2 separate regions of the Mus musculus genome follow, and region 2 is linked to region 1. Evidence: chromatin loops called from intact Hi-C (ENCODE). Cell type or tissue: heart. All regions are shown on one strand. Each heading gives the region's core, and the rest is flanking DNA. Links, peaks and the distances in the headings are about the cores only.

What was found. Hi-C counts contacts between places; a loop is a spot of excess contacts. Peaks named below come from ENCODE experiments on the same cell type or tissue, not always from the same donor. Only the 100,000 strongest peaks of a DNase experiment are listed, where the experiment ranks them.
Region 2: it touches region 1 in a loop (2.7-fold over the local background); 1 of 42 quality-filtered maps calls a loop at or near these places.

What each region holds. Positions count from the first base shown.
Region 1 is chr11:88,860,161-88,868,230 of GRCm38, reverse strand. It overlaps Akap1 (A kinase (PRKA) anchor protein 1), which reads left to right and starts at 3,645. Exons shown (of 11, transcript NM_001042541.1): 1 at 3,645-3,834. The region is part of intron 3 of 4930556N13Rik (RIKEN cDNA 4930556N13 gene); the gene reads right to left. In heart, for the core only: no CTCF peak of the experiment used is centred there; DNase peaks (open chromatin) are centred at 3,540 and 4,690; H3K4me3 peaks cover 2,490 bases; H3K27ac peaks cover 2,682 bases.
Region 2 is chr11:89,055,214-89,063,283 of GRCm38, reverse strand. Dgke (diacylglycerol kinase, epsilon) reads left to right here and starts at 2,536. Exons shown (of 11, transcript NM_019505.4): 1 at 2,536-3,353; 2 at 7,767-7,926. The coding sequence starts at 2,899. Dgkeos (diacylglycerol kinase, epsilon, opposite strand) reads right to left here and starts at 2,533. Exons shown (of 4, transcript NR_110336.1): 1 at 2,461-2,533. In heart, for the core only: CTCF peaks have their summits at 3,093 and 4,556 (motif pointing right); DNase peaks (open chromatin) are centred at 2,503 and 3,253; H3K4me3 peaks cover 2,340 bases; H3K27ac peaks cover 1,724 bases.

The DNA of each region.
Region 1 (8,070 bases), core at 1,355-5,354:
GATGTGTTCTTGAGACTGGAGGGACTGCTAAGAGAAGACAGCACCTCACAAGGAGCTAGAGATGAAGCCTAGCTGGTAGAGTGATGGTCTGCCTGCAAGAGGCCCTGGGTTTGATTCTCCAGCCAAGGCCACATAAACCAGGGTTATCATGCACTTCTAAGATACCAGCATTCCAGAGGTAGAAGTGTGAGAGGGAAAGGAAGAAGAAGAAGAAGAAGAAGAAGAAGAAGAAGAAGAAGAAGAAGAAGAAGAAGAAGAAGAAGAAGAAGAAGAAGAAGAAGAAGAAGAAGAAGAAGAAGAAGGGGGAGGAAGAAGAGAAGAAGAAGGGGGAGGAAGAGGAGAAGAAGAAAGAAGGAGGAGGAGAAAAAGGAAAAGAAAGAGGAAGAAGAAGAAGAAGAAGAAGAAGAAGAAGAAGAAGAAGAAGAAGAAGAAGAAGAAGAAGAAGAAGAAGAAGAAGAAGAAGAAGAAGAAGAAGAAGAAGAGGAGCAGCAGCAGCAGGAGGAAAATTTGTAGGATTTGGTTATTTTCTTCCAAGTGAGTTCTGGAAATGGAACTCAGCTTCCAGCCTTGCCTTTCGCCTCTGAGCCATCTCATCCCACACACCTAGTTTTTTTTTTTTTTTTTTCCCGAGACAGGGTTTCTCTGTATAGCCCTGGCTGTCCTGGAGCTCACTTTGTAGACCAGGCTGGCCTCGAACTCAGAAATCCGCCTACCTCTGCCTCTGCCTCTGCCTCCTGAGTGCTGGGATTAAAGGCGTGCGCCACCACGCCCGGCTACACACCTAGTTTTAACGTGGGTCCTGAGGAGCTGACCTCAGGTCTTCATGCCCGTACAGCTTTTACTGCGTGTACTCTGAAGCTATCTCTCCAACCCCCTATTTTCTATCCCCCCTCCTCTCTCTGCTTTTCTCCTTCTCTTCTTAAAAATATCCCCCACTTTGAGCCAGGTATGGTGACACAGAGCTGTAATCATAGTGCTAGAAAGACCAACATAAAACAATCACAACTAGCCAGGCATGGTGGAGCACGCCTTTAATGCCAGCACTTGGGAGGCAGAGGCAGGTGGATTTCTGAGTTCGAGGCCAGCCTGGTCTACAAAGTGAGTTCCAGGACAGCCAGGGCTACACAGAGAAACCCTGTCTCAAAAAACCAAAACACCAAACCAAAACAATCACAACTTTGACGCCAGTCTGAGTTATGAGTAAAAACTGATTTAAAGCAAAGCAAAATCAAAACATCCTTAAGTACATATGGAAGTGTGTGTGTGCTCCCCTTTTACACAATTTTTACATATTTGTATTTCCTATCCTTCTCCTTTGATCTCCAGATTTGCACAACCAAATCAGTTGCTATTTGAAAACTAAAAAAACAACAACAAACAAACAAAAACAAAGTTAATGGGCCCCAACTAAACCAAACGCTGCTTGTCTACCAGTATTCTCAGTTCTCACAGTAACTCAAGCCAGTGGGATTGTCATTCTCTGTTGTTTTCTTTCTTTCTTTTTCTTTCTTTCTTTCTTTCTTTCTTTCTTTCTTTCTTTCTTTCTTTCTTTCTTTCTTCTTCCTTCCTTCCTTCCTTTTTAAAAAAAGATTTATTTATTTTATGTATGTGAGTACCCTGTAGCTGTATAGATGGTTGTGAGCCTTCATGTGGTTGTTAGGAATTGAGTTTTTAGGACCTCTGCTCGCTCGGTTCCTGCTTGCTTTGGCCCAAGGATTTATTTATTATTATACATAAGTACACTGTAGCTGACTTCAGATGTACCAGAATAGTTCGTCAGATCTCAGTACAGATGGTTGTGAGTCACCATGTGGTTGCTGGGATTTGAACTCAGGAATTTTGGAAGAGCAATCAGTACTCTTACCCACTGAGCCATTTCGCCAGTCTCTCTGTTGTCCTTTTCTTAACCACAACGTGAGTGAGCCTCCCTCTCCCTTTAACACCCGCCAGAGTCACTGAGTGATGGGTCATTAGTTCAGTATCTAGTCTCAAGTGAATTAATTGCGTCTTGTTTGTTCCCTTACGCCACAGTCAGTCACTAATCCACTATTATTTACAGAACAGGTATGGTGGGACTTAAATTTGGGTGGCGGGGTGGTGGTAGAGAGATGGTTCCGTGGCAAGAGCACCATCCAATTTTCCAGAGGACCAGAGTTCAGTCCCCAGCCTCCTGTGGAGGCTTTAAACTGGTCTGGAACTCCAGTTCAAGAGGCTCCAACATCCTCTTCTGGCCGTCACAAGCACCAGGGACCCGAATGATAAATATACATGTATGCAGCTAACACTCATATGCATAAAAATAATCTTTAAAAACAATTTGGGCTGTGTACTTTGAGATCTCAACTCTGTAGCCCAGGGTGCTTTGAAATTGTGGTAATCTTCCCTCAGCTTTCCAAGTGCTGGCTCAAGAAATAAATGAAGCCGGGCGTGGTGGCGCACGCCTTTAATCCCAGCACTTGGGAGGCAGAGGCAGGTGGATTTCTGAGTTCGAGGCCAGCCTGGTCTACAAAGTGAGTTCCAGGACAGCCAGGGCTGCACAGAGAAACCCTGTCTCGAAAAACCAAAAAAAAAAAAAAAAAAAAAAAAGAAAAAGAAATAAATGAGTTAGACAGTAGATACTCAAAATTATATTCAGTATGCATAGTCTCTTTTTAAAACTTAAAATTCACATTTGATCACCAGTGAAGATTTTTCCCAAGTAATGGTTGGTTCTTAGTATGGTACCTTTCCTATATTTCGTTCAAAAAATGTGCACTGAAAGTGCCCTGTAATGCCAACACTTAGGGAGGTGGAGGCAGGAGGATCAGGAGTTCAAGGTCAACCTAGAACTTCCCAGCTTGAGGCCGTGAGACATGAGACACAGTCTCAGAATATCAAAATAAATAAGCAAGTAAAGGAAAGTGCCTAGGTTTTAAGGATCAGAGCTGGGCTGGTTGGCAAGTGGAACCTCCGTCGGATACAATTATCTGCAGGTAGTTTGGTTTTCTCAAGTCGTTGGGGGAGGCAGTGACTCATGGTGACCATTTCTTCGAAGGCAAACTTTGCAAAACCCCAGATCATTTAGAGAAAAGCCCCTTCGACATCACTAAAGTTGCGAAAATGAGAAATCAACTTGCCCTTGAGGGCTACACAGTATCCACATTACTGATCAACCAATGGCCACCTATTATACTCGAAAAGCTATGCTATGCTCGCAAGGTTACGGGAAAGCCAGATTCCTAGGCAAGGGGAACAATGTAGCATCGTCCCTCACCAGCCTCAGCAACCTTTTCCAGGAGAGGCACCATCCCAAGGCAGGAACCTGCCTGACACCTCTCCCCGGAGAAGAAGCAGAGACCCCGTGCGAGCCAAGTTCATTGTGCCGAGCACTCAGACACCAGGAACCCACCCCAGCCCGAGTGTGGGACGTAGGGGCCATCTCCCATGCCCGCCGTGAATATTGTTACTCTCGCGAGAGCGCCAGCAAGGCGGGCCCGTACAGCTCCGGGATGTCAGCGGAGAGCTCCTGACCGCGCCCCTCTTGGCGCAGCTGGGAGAGAGGCGCGCGCAAGTCGGGGGAGGGAGCGGCCGATGGCGCGCACGCGCAGGAGAGCGAGCGGGCGAGGGGGGCACGCCAGGGAGCCGAGGGCGAGGGGCGGGGCCTTGCGTCGCGCCGCGGGCACGTCGTTGCGCGTCCTCAGTATTTAATGTCTCTGTGTTCGCCCGGCCTGGGCTAGCACGTGGGGGAGCGGCCGAAGCGCCGTGCAGCGCTGCGGGGCAGGGCCGCTGGACTAGGTGGGGGGCCAGGGGGCGGTGGCGGGAGGATTGAGTGCCTAGACGGTCGCCCAGGAGCAGGTAAGTGACGGCTGGCACGGGCACCCGCCCGCCGGGCCCGGAGAGAGAACGAGTTGGGGTGATGGGGAGCCTGGGGTGCAGGTGCAGGGTGCGACGCGCGCGCCAGGTACTCCGGGGACCGAGAGCCTTGTGCACCGCGCCTGCTGTCAAGCGGGCGGGTCTGTGCCTTGATGACCCGCGCGCCCCGCTGGTCTTTCCCGGTCCCAGGGCTGCTGCTGACAGATCGCGTGCGCTGAGCTCGGGGCGCTGCTTTAAGCCGCTGCTTTCCCCTCCCATCCCCCCTCACGTCACTGGCCTCTAGGATGGAGGTGAGGGCGCAATTCCCCGGGCGCTCCGGTGCGCCTCAACTTTCCCAATGCTGGCTCACCCTTCTGGGTAGCCTGCCCGAGCGCGTCCCAACCAAGGTCGTCTAGTCTCGCTAGCGTTTACTTTTCAAAGGTCGTGTGTACCCAGTTTACGCGTGGAGAGGAGGCACTGGGGCGGTCTCTGCCAAGGACCCAGTGCCCAAGGCGGGAGAGGAGGTCCTTGGGGACCCCTTCCCTTCCTAACTTTCTAACTGCTGGGCCCAGTTGACTCTGGGTTGGCCCGGCAGTGGTGGCAAACCGGAGCAGGAAGACACAATTCCTGGAGTTCAGTGCCGCGAATTATTGGAGCGGACTCTGCCGTTGTAGCGGGGAGAATGGGATGCAAGACAGGTCCCAAACCTTTTGGCGGTGGAGAGACCATAAGACCAATTAGGATCCGGAGGTCGTGAGCTTGGGTGTCCGAAGGGAATTAGAGTTTGTGGCCCCATAAGCATGTCCTAAGAGGTGGGAGACCTCTAGCTAGAGGTGCCCGCTGACTTCTTGCGGGGGTGGGGAGGTCCAGGGTCACGTGTCGCGCCCCACCTTTCTTTCCGTCCCAGGACAGTGATCTGGAGGGACTTTGCAGGGGTCATGGGGGGACTTTGCCAGGGTTATAGGTAAAAACCTGCGTAGAGAAGCCTCCATACGCGTAAAGGAGCCTACATTCTGGTGTCAACTACTGCTGTGTCCTATCTTTTCCTGTTTCCTTTCTCCGGGAGGGAAGGTGCTGATAGTCAGGGGCTGTGCAGAAGGGACCTCTGAGACGCCCTGTGCCTAACCGGACCTTTTCCCTCCGGGAAATGCCTCGAGCAACTAGTACCTTTCCACCCTTGGGCTGTGGTTAACACAAACCCGGTGGACTTCGCTCCAGGTGAGAGTGGAGGCTTCTCAAACCGGTAAGGTCGGGTGTATGTGTAGGGCAATTAGTAAGGTTTAAACTGCCTATCTTTCCGCTATTGAAGTCGAGGCTGCTTGGGGTTTAAATTTAACGCCTGCAGTGACAACAGGGTTGCTGGACCTAATGTAACCATCTCGGTTGGTGTGCTACCACCCTCTGTATCCGTGTGTTGCAATTACAATTGCTATTGCTTCGGGAAATCAATCTTACATGCTCATTTAACTGCAGAGTCCTTCCCAAATTAGTAACCGTGGGGTTTTTGGTTTTGTTTTAAACGCTTAACTTTAGAAAGCGAGGCTTAGAAAAGCGAGGCTTAGAGTCTACGGGCTTCCTACCCATTCCTCTCTTAAAGGCACAAAGCATCTATAAACTCTGTGAACGAGTTGCTCTCCTGCCAGAGTCTTCTCTGATTGGCATTTAAGTGTTTCACCTTCAGATTATTTAGGACTCTTTTAGAGCCCAAGGAACAAGTGAGATTATGTTTGGGGAGCTTTCTGGACTTGTTGTCGAGCCTTCTTTCGCTTCTAACCTGTTTTGTAGGTTCTGGGTAATTCCTGGGTGTAGTCTTGTGAAATAGAAAGAATGGCCTTGGGTTAGAGGACATTCTCCTACCCTAAGGGTGTATGCAAATCATTAAAGCTTCTGGTTAGGTTGTTAAATCAGAAGGCTTTGTTCTGTAGAGTGGGTCAGTAGCTATCCAACCCAGTGGGTGAGACCTGATGTAAATCTAGTGAGTTTGCCTCTACTTGGGGAGTTCTCCCATCTCCCAGCTAATTGTAGGAATTGCATTCACCCTTGGCCTCTGCTGGGTGACAGCAGAGATACAGGTATCAGTTGTCTGTTGCCTGCTCAGATGCTGGAAGTGATGTGTCTGAGCATCAATACTTTAAAACAATCTGTCTTGCTACCTGGTAACCCAGATTATATGTGGACCTGGGCCCCAGGCTGGTCATAGCTAGAGTTTGTGGAAGGTAGTTTTAGCTTCCAGTTTTCTTCTTCTCATCCTAAACATGGATGGAGATCATCATATTTAAGACTTGGGACTATTTGTAGCAGAGGATGGCCTAGTCGGTCATCAATGGGAGGAGAGGCCCTTGGTCCTGGGAAGGCTCTATGTCCCAATATAGGGGAATGCCAGGACAGGAATGGAAGTGGGTGGGTTGGGAAGCAGGGGGAGGGGGAGGGGATAGGGGATTTTCGGAGGGGAAACTAGGAAAGGGGATGACATTTGAAATGTAAATAAAGAAAATATCTAATAAAAAATGGAGTAATAATAAAAAAAAGACTTGGGACTATTCCTGGCCTATGCTAGGCACTTAAGTATGGTATCCCTCACTCCCAAGGAATCCGTTTGACTCAGTCATTTGATTAGATATAAAAGCACTCCCTCGCCTAGCCTCTGACCTAGTAACTTGGTTAGAAGGAAGACAAATTGGTGTATCCAGGCTTTGCCACCTAGCCTACTGGGTCAACATGTCTTGGTCGCTCTAGCATTTTAAGACACCGAAGTTCATGTGCCCTGGAGCTGCCCTGTTTTCCCTGGCTACTCCTTCCTAATATCCCTTGTGAGTTTGCCATGCCCCGGCTTCTCTGCGGCTCAGTCTTTTCCTGTGTGTGTGAGATTTGTATCTGGCATTTGTCATCCTAAGAACTTTATTATGGGGAGATGTTTGGGTTCTGTGGGCCCCATGTGCCACCGATCTCATGTCAAGTTTGAGGGTTGCTAATCTCTACAATGGGGTGTGTTAGGTCCTAAATCTTGCTTCATAGGGCAAATTCTGTTTCTCCTTCCTGGTGGAGTCAGTCTCTCTCAAGCACTTGGGATTGGTTTATGTGTGGTAAGTACTGTACAATTGAGCTTCAGGCTCAAGTGTGCCCCTCCCACACCCCCCTTTTGAGACAGGAGTCATGCCATGTACTGAAGCCTGCCTAAACACACAGACGACCTACTCACCCTTCCAAGTGCTGGGATTACAGACACACACCATAACTGCTATCACCTCATTGTCATTAGCTTTGTTTTCCTCCTCTTGATGGTGTGTGACAGTGAGGAGTACTGCTGCCAGCACTGGGACGACTGGGGGGGGGGGTTGGGGGGGTTGGGGGGGTGTTCAGCAACATCATTCTGTCCAGGTCCTTGCTATTTGGATGCTCCTGAAGTTCACGTTAGTAAACATTCTGTCCCCTGTCCTGTATACTGGTGGCTTGTGTTCACTTAGCCTTGTCACTGATGCCCATTTGCATTGGGAGCAAAGCAAGGAAGGGGGTTAGTTCTGGAGGAAGGAGAAGCCTGCAGTGCTCAGGACAGAGGACACCTGTCACTGCTGGCCTTGGCTGGCAAGAGGTCAGGGCTTGCTGCAGCTCTCTAAGCTCCTACCAGCCGATTGGCCATCGGGTCTATTTTTTTTTTTTTTTCAATTGGTAAAGGACACTTGGTGAACTAAAGGTGTTAAAAGTATTTTGATTATGGGCAGGAGGGAGAGCTGGTCAAGTCTCAGGCTTATACCTATACAGTATTCTGACTCTGTACCTAGGGGGCTGCTGGAGGAATGTGATTGCCTGCCACGCTGGGGAGTCAAGATTTCATCACCATAAAGAGTTTTGGGTGGTGCCAGTCTATAATATTCTTTGTCCTACTCTAAACTCTTAGTTACCTCAACCTGTAAATGTCCAAAAAGCACCACGTTTGGGTTTTATCGTTTATAGCTCCCAAACAGAACAACTTTTTCACCAAGTTTTTCTTTTCACAGCATGCTAAGAAGCAAGGTCTGGTCCACAGTGAGGAGGGGGCTGAGGGGGCTGAGGGGGCTGGGTTCTTAGGAGATAGGTTGAGAAAGGAACTTACTAAGAGGCCGGTGAGACTCGAGCATGAAACAGAGCGACCAGACCTGAAACCCCTCCAGAGCCACTTTGGTTTGAGACCTTGCTCATTACTATAAAGGGCCTTCCTGCTTCTACACGACCTGGCGTCTGTGTTCACGGTTTTTGGTCTGC
Region 2 (8,070 bases), core at 2,389-6,388, 190 kb before region 1:
GAAGCTGTTTGGAATAAGCTTTCCATTTTGAGTAGGGGGTTAAGTAAAGTTTTGTGTTCCCAAGACCTCCCTGGGAATTGACATCCTACTTGGCAGAGTCATGTATGTGGTAACTAATATTCTGGTTAGCAAGTTTAAGACATGGATGTTAAGCAAGACAAGTCTCCACTACCATATTTGAATATCCCAACCCATAGGCACAGGATAAGTGCTCCACAGATACGCGTACCTGAGGAAATCCTATCCATAGGTCCTGATTGGTGAAGCCATTTAGCACAGATGTTTGTGGACTTCAGGCTTAAAGGCTCTGCAGAATCCTGGCTTAGCGTAGCAGTCAGCTCCTGCGTCTGTCTGCTCTGCAGCCCTGATCAATCAGTCCTGAGGCAAACGCTCAATAAGCCATCCCTGTCTGACTGAGATCCGTGTTTTTGTGGTTTGTGGGGTGACTCCTGGACCCCAACATATATCAATGCTAGTGCCCCCTAGGTGGGTCTGGGTGCTTGCTGGTCATTTAGGGAAGCTGTCTCAAAGGGAAAATAACCTCAGGTCTCCTCCTTGAGAAAAAGGGGACCAGAGCCTGCATTTTACAGAATTATAGAATCCTATCATAGAATTGTAGAACAAATTATAGAAACTCGTTCATGACCTAGATAGACTGAAGCTGACCTGTATGCCCAAAGTAATTTTTTTTAAGATTTATTTATTATTATATGTAAGTACACTGTAGCTGTCTTCAGATGCACCAGAAGAGGGCATCAGATCTCATTATGGGTGGTTGTGAACCACCATGTGGTTGCTGGGACTTGAACTCAGGACCTTCAGAAGAGCAGTCGGTGCTCTTAACCACTGAGCCATCTCTCAAGCCCCCAAAGTAATTTTTTAAATTATATTTACTTATTTATTTATGTGTGTGTGGGGGGGGGGTGCTCACATGCCACAGAGAGTGTTTGGGTCCCAAGAATCAAAGTGAGGCTTTCAGGCTTAGCAGCAGGTATCTACTGAACCATCTCTCTGGCCCATGAATGGCCAAAGTAAAACAAAGTGATCTTTGTGTATTTAAGGTACTTAAATACAAAGTGTATTTAAGGATAAGTTCCTGTTTGTCTTGCGTTTGTTTGACCCATCTGCACGGATGTGTTTGATCACATGTGGACCGGAAGTAAATCAGGTGAACTCTTATCCCTGGGGTTGTTTTGGTTCGGGTTTTTGTTGTTGTTGTTGTTTGGTTGGGTTTTTTTTGTTTGTTTGTTTTTGTTTTTGTTTTTCAAGACAGGGTTTCTCTGAACAGCCCTGGCTGTCCTGGAACTCACTTTGTAGACCAGGCTGGTCTCGAACTCAGAAATCTGCCTGCCTCTGCCTCTCGAGTGCTGGGATTAAAGGCGTGCGCCACCACTGCCCGGCTTGTTTGGTTGGTTTTGCATTGTTTTGTTTGTTTTGTTTGTCTTATTGTGTATCCCTAGTTGACCAAGAACTCGTGATAATCCCTCAGTAGAGAATAAGACCACTACCACAATTTAAAACCAAATTTAATGTAAGCTTTAATTAAATACTGGCCAAGGTGATGGACTCTCTGGCCAAGTTCATCTCGGGGTTCCCAGAGAATGGCCTCAAGTCGTGCTTTGCACGGGCTTAAAAAGGCAAAACCCACAATTCACTGCATTTCCCGTCTGGTTCAACTGGGGGCAAGCGTAAATCTTGATGTATTTCCTGCCTACATGTGACCCTGATTTACTTCCGGTCCACATGTAATCAAACACATCCGTGCAGATGGGTCAAACAAACACAAGACAAACAGGAACTTATCCTTAAATACAAACAGAACTCTTAACCTGTATGCTTTATTTTTCCTGTTTTGGTCCTCACACTATGTAGATCAGGCTGGCCCTGAACTCACAGAGGTCCATCCACATGTGGGCCACATGTCCAGTTATTTTATTATTTTATTATATTTATATAATACACTGGTAACTTTTGGCAGTCTTTGACTTGTGTTCTGAATGAACATAACACCTTCAAAAGAGCCAGTTTTCTCCATCCAGGATTCCCCGATATCCATAATCATGCCAATTCCACCTTCACCGTTGAAGAAGGGGATCAGGCTAAAGGTCAAATACTGTTAAGTCACTTATGGTAGAACTTCCTTTGGTTCTGAACTTTTGATAGTCAACCATGTACTTACTCCGCCCCTGATTTCCCTAAACCATGCCTCATTCCACACCATCTTATCCGTTCCTCTGCTCATCCTTTCCTAGATGGTCCAGACCCTTGAAGTCTTTCAACTTTCCAAGCCACCTCTTAGCCTCCGCCACGCCCTCATACCTGACCCCCTCCCACCCAAGGGGAGCGCCGCCGCGAGCCCCGCCCTACACCTGGTCCCGCCTACAAATTTTATCAGCGCAGACTCCGCCTTCCTCTAGCTCCGCCCACCATCGGAAAGCACCGCCATTGGCTTTGTCCTACCTGGCCCCGCCCAAGTTGTGGGCGCGTCAGGCCCCTCCCAGCCCTCGCCGAGCTGCCGGCCGGCGTGCGGACTGCGCAGGTGCGCTTCTCAAGCGCGGCCTCCTCATCCCACGCAGATCTCGCGGCCTGAGGGTGGGACGGCGGCCGGAGGCTTGGCTGTAGGTGGTACCGGCGACCGCGAGAGCGAACTGGGGGGTTGGGGGGGGGGTCTCCGGAGACCTCGCGAGAGAGGCACGGGCGAGGCTCAGCGCGACAGCCGTTGTGAACGCAGTGGCCGCGAGCCAAGCCTGTACTGCACGGAGCCCGCGGGTGCGACCTGCGCCTTTCCCGGGGCCGAGGCCACGCGCAGCCTCGGGACGAGCCGCAACCCCACGCAGTGAATCCGAAGGCAAGCCTTCTGGACCCGGCGCTCCATAGGCCACGCCTGGGCCTGAGAAGATGGAGGGGGACCAGCGGTCCGGCCCACCCGCCCAGAGCCTGCTCCCTGATGGCCACTTGGTCCTATGGACGCTGTGCTCCGTGCTGTTGCCGGTGTTCATCACTTTATGGTGTAGCCTGCAGCGGTCGCGCCGGCAGCTGCACCGCAGGGATATCTTCCGCAAGAGCAAGCATTGCTGGCGTGACACCGACCTGTTCAGCCACCCCACCTACTGCTGCGTGTGCGCGCAGCACATCCTGCAAGGAGCCTTCTGCGACTGCTGTGGGCTCCGCGTGGACGAGGGCTGCCTCAAGAAGGTCGACAAGCGCTTCCCGTGCAAGGAGATCATGCTCAAGAACGACAAGGCCGCAGATGCCATGCCCCACCACTGGATCCGCGGCAACGTGCCCCTGTGCTCTTACTGTGTATTCTGCAGGCAGCAGTGTGGCAGCCAGCCTAAACTGTGCGATTACAGGTATGGCTTTTATGGGAGGCAGGATTGTAAACAGTGGGTGGTGAGACCTAAATTCATCTCAGCAAATGGCCCAAACTATTCACGGCATCCCTGGCGTTTGAAGCAAGTCTCATGTAGATGTTGGTTGGTGTTTTTGTTTGTTTTTATTTTTGTTTTTACCCTTTGTGAGACAGTCTCTCCCCTGTGGCCCGGGCTAGCCTCAAACTCACTAAGGATAGCAGATGACCTTGAACTTTTAATGCTTCGCCTCCCCGTGCTGAAAATACAGGTTTGCATCACCTGAACCAGTTCATGAGGTGCTGGGTATCCAACCCAAAAGCCTTAAGCATGTTATTCAAGCTCTCTAACAACTGAATTCCACCACCAACACCACCCCTAAATTCCCACCCCTGCCAAGGCTCTTAATTTTCATCAAAGGCCTGTTTAAGTGCTGCCTGGCTCGTGGCTACTCTGTAGCATCCCACTTTACATAAGGAAGAATGAAGGGTACACAAAGAACCTTATGCCAGTCACAAAACCAATTTGTTCTTGATTTGGAACTATGAAAACAAGGGTCAACCCAAAGCAGGGCTTTAAATTTCTGTAGCTATTGTAGCGATTGGTGTCATAGTCAAGTGTTTGACACACAAGACGGGAAAGGAGATTTACGTTTTCCACTCATTTATTTATGGGGTGTGGGGGTGCAAAGTGAGCTCCCTTCGAGTTCTGTGGCTCCTAACTCATCAGGCTGTTGGGCTCTCTCCCCAGTCTTGAAAGGACATTTCTGTTGTCAGATCTTTCAGGACTAAGTGTCAGATGAGTCACCTGAGCTAACCTGACTGCTTTCCTGGCTTCAGCATGCACACTGAACAAGGAATCTTGCGCGGTGAAATGCTGTGTGGAACAGGCTTCCTATTGGAAGGGATTGTAGGTATTGGAAGCTGGTGGACAGCAGAGCTGCCCTGCAGATTATCTCCTCCTCACTGGTTCCACACTTGAGAAAGCTGAAGATAAAGTGGGGCTGGTTCCCCAAGACTTCCAACACCCAGCCTTGTCAGAGCCTTGTCTGGTCTTCACTGCCCAACAGGCTTTATTTTGGACAAATAGAAACTCCCACACACGCTTTCAAGTTAATAGCTCTGAAGCTACTGTGAGTGCTTTCGCGTTGCATGTGTGTGTTGGTGTTGGTATCTGTACACAAGTGCAGATACCCACAGCGGCCACAAGGAGGTATCGGCCTCCCCTGGAGCTGATGTTGTAAGCCTTCCCAGCGTGGGTGCTGGGGATCAAAGGGCCCTGTGTGAGAGCAGTTGCACACATTTATAACCGTTGAGCCATCTCTCCTTTCTGTCCTCTTTAAAAAGTCGTGTTATGAACTTACTATCTCTGCTGGGACACATTGAGAGCATTGTTAATGATGATGCCAGAAGATAAGCTAAAATCAAAGTCATCACAGTCAGGCAAAGACATGTGGTCACGCTATTTCTGAACCTGACTTTTTTTTTAAGGTTTATTATTATTATTTTACCTGTATGCTTGTGGGTCTTTTACCTGCAAGTTTATCTGCATTGCATGTATGCTTAGTACACATGGAGGCCAAAAGAAAGCATCTGTTGCCCTGGAACTGGGGTTACAGAGGGATGTGAGCTGCCATGCAGGTGCCAGGAGTCAAGCCTAGGCTCTCTACAGGAGAGCATCCAGTGCCCTTAATCACAGAGTCATCCCTCTAACCTTAAAAAATGCCTAGATATTGGGAGGCAGAGGCAGGCGGATTTCTGAGTTCGAGGCCAGCCTGGTCTACAGAGTGACTTCCAGGACAGCCAGGGCTACACAGAGAAACCCTGTCTCGAAAAACCAAAAAAACAAACAAACAAAAAACTTAGTAAAGAAATTCATGAATATATTCTAGTTTTTAGAAACTTAACTGACACCCAAAAATAACAGGGTTAGAAGTTCAGGCCTTCCCAGCCTTAGTCTTGTCTTCCCAGAGGAAATTATTATGAAATACTTGAGTGGATATTTTTGCAGATTATGTTCAGTAATAATATACTATTTTTAGGTTGCAATTCTCTTTTATAAGGCCACCACCATGGGTAGCCCTATCAGGAGGTTTTGAGAGGTTCTTCAGGGCATTAGAGTTGTTTTATATGCACTGGTGTTCTGCCTGCATTCATAATTATATACCCCATTCATGTTTGGTATCCCCAGGTCCCTAACTAGAGTTCTAGCTGCTTATGAGCCACGGTGTGGTTGCTGGGAGTCTAACCCAGTGCTCTGCAAGAGTAATAAATGCTTTTAACTGCAGAGCCATCTCCCCAGCCCATGCCCTTGCTTTTTCAACACTATAGGTTTTTGTTTGCTTGTTTTTTGGGTTTTGTTTTTATTTTGTTTTGTTCCAAGAACAGCATTTTCTGAATAGAAAACTATGTGGCTCTCCTCAATTTATCCCTTACTGCTTATCTCCCTGTGACAACAATTTACATGCCAAATCACATTAGCAGTGCAGGCGTGACACCAAGGAGGTAAGTAGATCAGAGTCACCTAGTCTTTTACGCAGCTTAAAAATCGGTGGTGAAGCCGGGCAGTGGTGGAGCACGCCTTTAATCCCAGCACTTGGGAGGCAGAGGCAGGCGGATTTCTGAGTTAGAGGCCAGCCTGGTCTACAGAGTGAGTTCCAGGAGAGCCAAGATCTACACAGAGAAACCCTCTCTCTAAAAAAAAAACAAAAAGGGGCTGGTGAGATGGCTCAGTGGGTAAGAGCACCCGACTGCTCTTCCGAAGGTCAGGAGTTCAAATCCCAGCAACCACATGGTGGCTCACAACCATCCGTATCAAGATCTGACTCCCTCTTCAGGAGTGTCTGAGGACAGCTACAGTGTACTTACAATAAAAAAAAAAAATCGGTGGTGACGGTGGTGAGAGGGGCTAGAGAGGTGGCTCAGTGATTATCAGCACTGACTGCACTTCAAAGGACCTGGGTTCAATTCCCAGCACCTATATGGCAGCTCCCAACTGTACCTCCAGGAGCTGACACCCTCACACAGACATACATGCAGGCCAAACACCAATGCACATAATAAATAAAATAAGGGTGAGATTTGGCCCTTTTCCCCACAAATAAATGTGGTGTATGGGGAACATAAAGAGAATACACTAGTTAGAGTTAGCTGAGCTACAGTCGTATATATGCAGGTAATCAGTAGAACAGTAGAATAGCAGGGACAAGTCCTGGGTTGCATCCCTAGCACTGGGGGGAAAAATGGACCCGAGCCCAGTGTGGTACCACTTGCCTATCATTGTAGTTCTCTGGAACCTGAGGCACTGGGACTTCAAAGCCAAAGAGACAAAAAGCAGAATCTTATCTCAAAAACAATAATCTATACAGTGATTGCAATAAAATAGTAATTAGCTGTAGGCCACCAGTAGGTGAACTAGTTACATCAACTGTGCAACCATCTGTTACAGTTTCTGAAACTAAAGGCCAGTATTTATAAAGGTCATGAGCAAGCCCTGTTATAATTGTCTCTAACACATTGTTCAGGCGTCTATTTTTAGTCATCAGTAGAACTCCTGTGTAAACAGCAGTAAGTACTTGACAAATCTCAACGTTCGGAAGGAAAAACCACCTTTAAAATAGAAGACCCGAGTTAACATCCCCTCCTTTTTAAACTAGTTAGTTCCGTCCTTCTCAGGTGGCCTGTTTTTGCTAGTCAGATGTGTCTTATCTGAGTGGATTAAATAGTTTAGCAGATTAATAATAGAAAGCCTGAGTCTTGCCAGCACTAATCCCTGCCTGCTGTTGGCACCCAGGACAGAGTGAGTCTGGATGCACGCGCCCTCTCTTTGTTTTAGACCCAGACATTGAACTATTTATCAGCTCCTAAAAGAAGTGGGATGTGTGGGGGCTGGAGAGATGGCTCAGCGGTTAAGAGCACCGGCTGCTCTTCCGAAGAACCTAGCACCCACATGGCAGCTCACCACGGTCTTGTCGCTCCAGGAGTTCTGACACCATCACACAGACACACGTGCATCAGTGCCATAAAGTAAAAATAAATAGTTTAAAATAAAAAAAGAAATGGGCTGCTTGCTTTCTTTGTATGTAAAAGTTGAAAAGCTTGCAGACCAGGCCTGCGGAACTACAGATATCATAAGCAGGCTGCAGCTAACGCACTCATTTCTAATGGACAGCTGCTGTTCTAGGTTGACCTTTTTAGGAAGGTTGTACCTACAGGTGTTACCACATTACAAATTTGCCCTAAGAAGTTACTTACTCATTTAAAAATCATGATAAGATGTAGTATGTTTTTGTAGAAATTTTTTGATTACATCTATTTGTGTGTGGATGGATACACTGTTTATAGCTTTTGACAGAATGTGGTTTGTAGCTTGGGACACTGGTTTGACAGGAGTTGGCAGCATTTCTTCCTTCCTCAGGTGCATTTGGTGCCAGAAGACAGTCCACGACGAGTGCATGCGAGGCAGCTTAAGGAGCGAAAAGTGTGACTTTGGAGAATTCAGAAACCTCATCATCCCGCCAAGCTACTTAACTTCTATTAACCAGATGCGTAAAGACAAAAACACAAATTATGAAGGGGTAATTCATTTTATTTTTTATAAACTTTTTCATTTAAAGTTGACATATAAGATAGTTAATTCTGTGTATTTGAGAAAAATTGGGAATTAAGTAACTAAGAGGTTACGAGAGATAAAATGTTGTTATGGTAAATCATAAAACCTT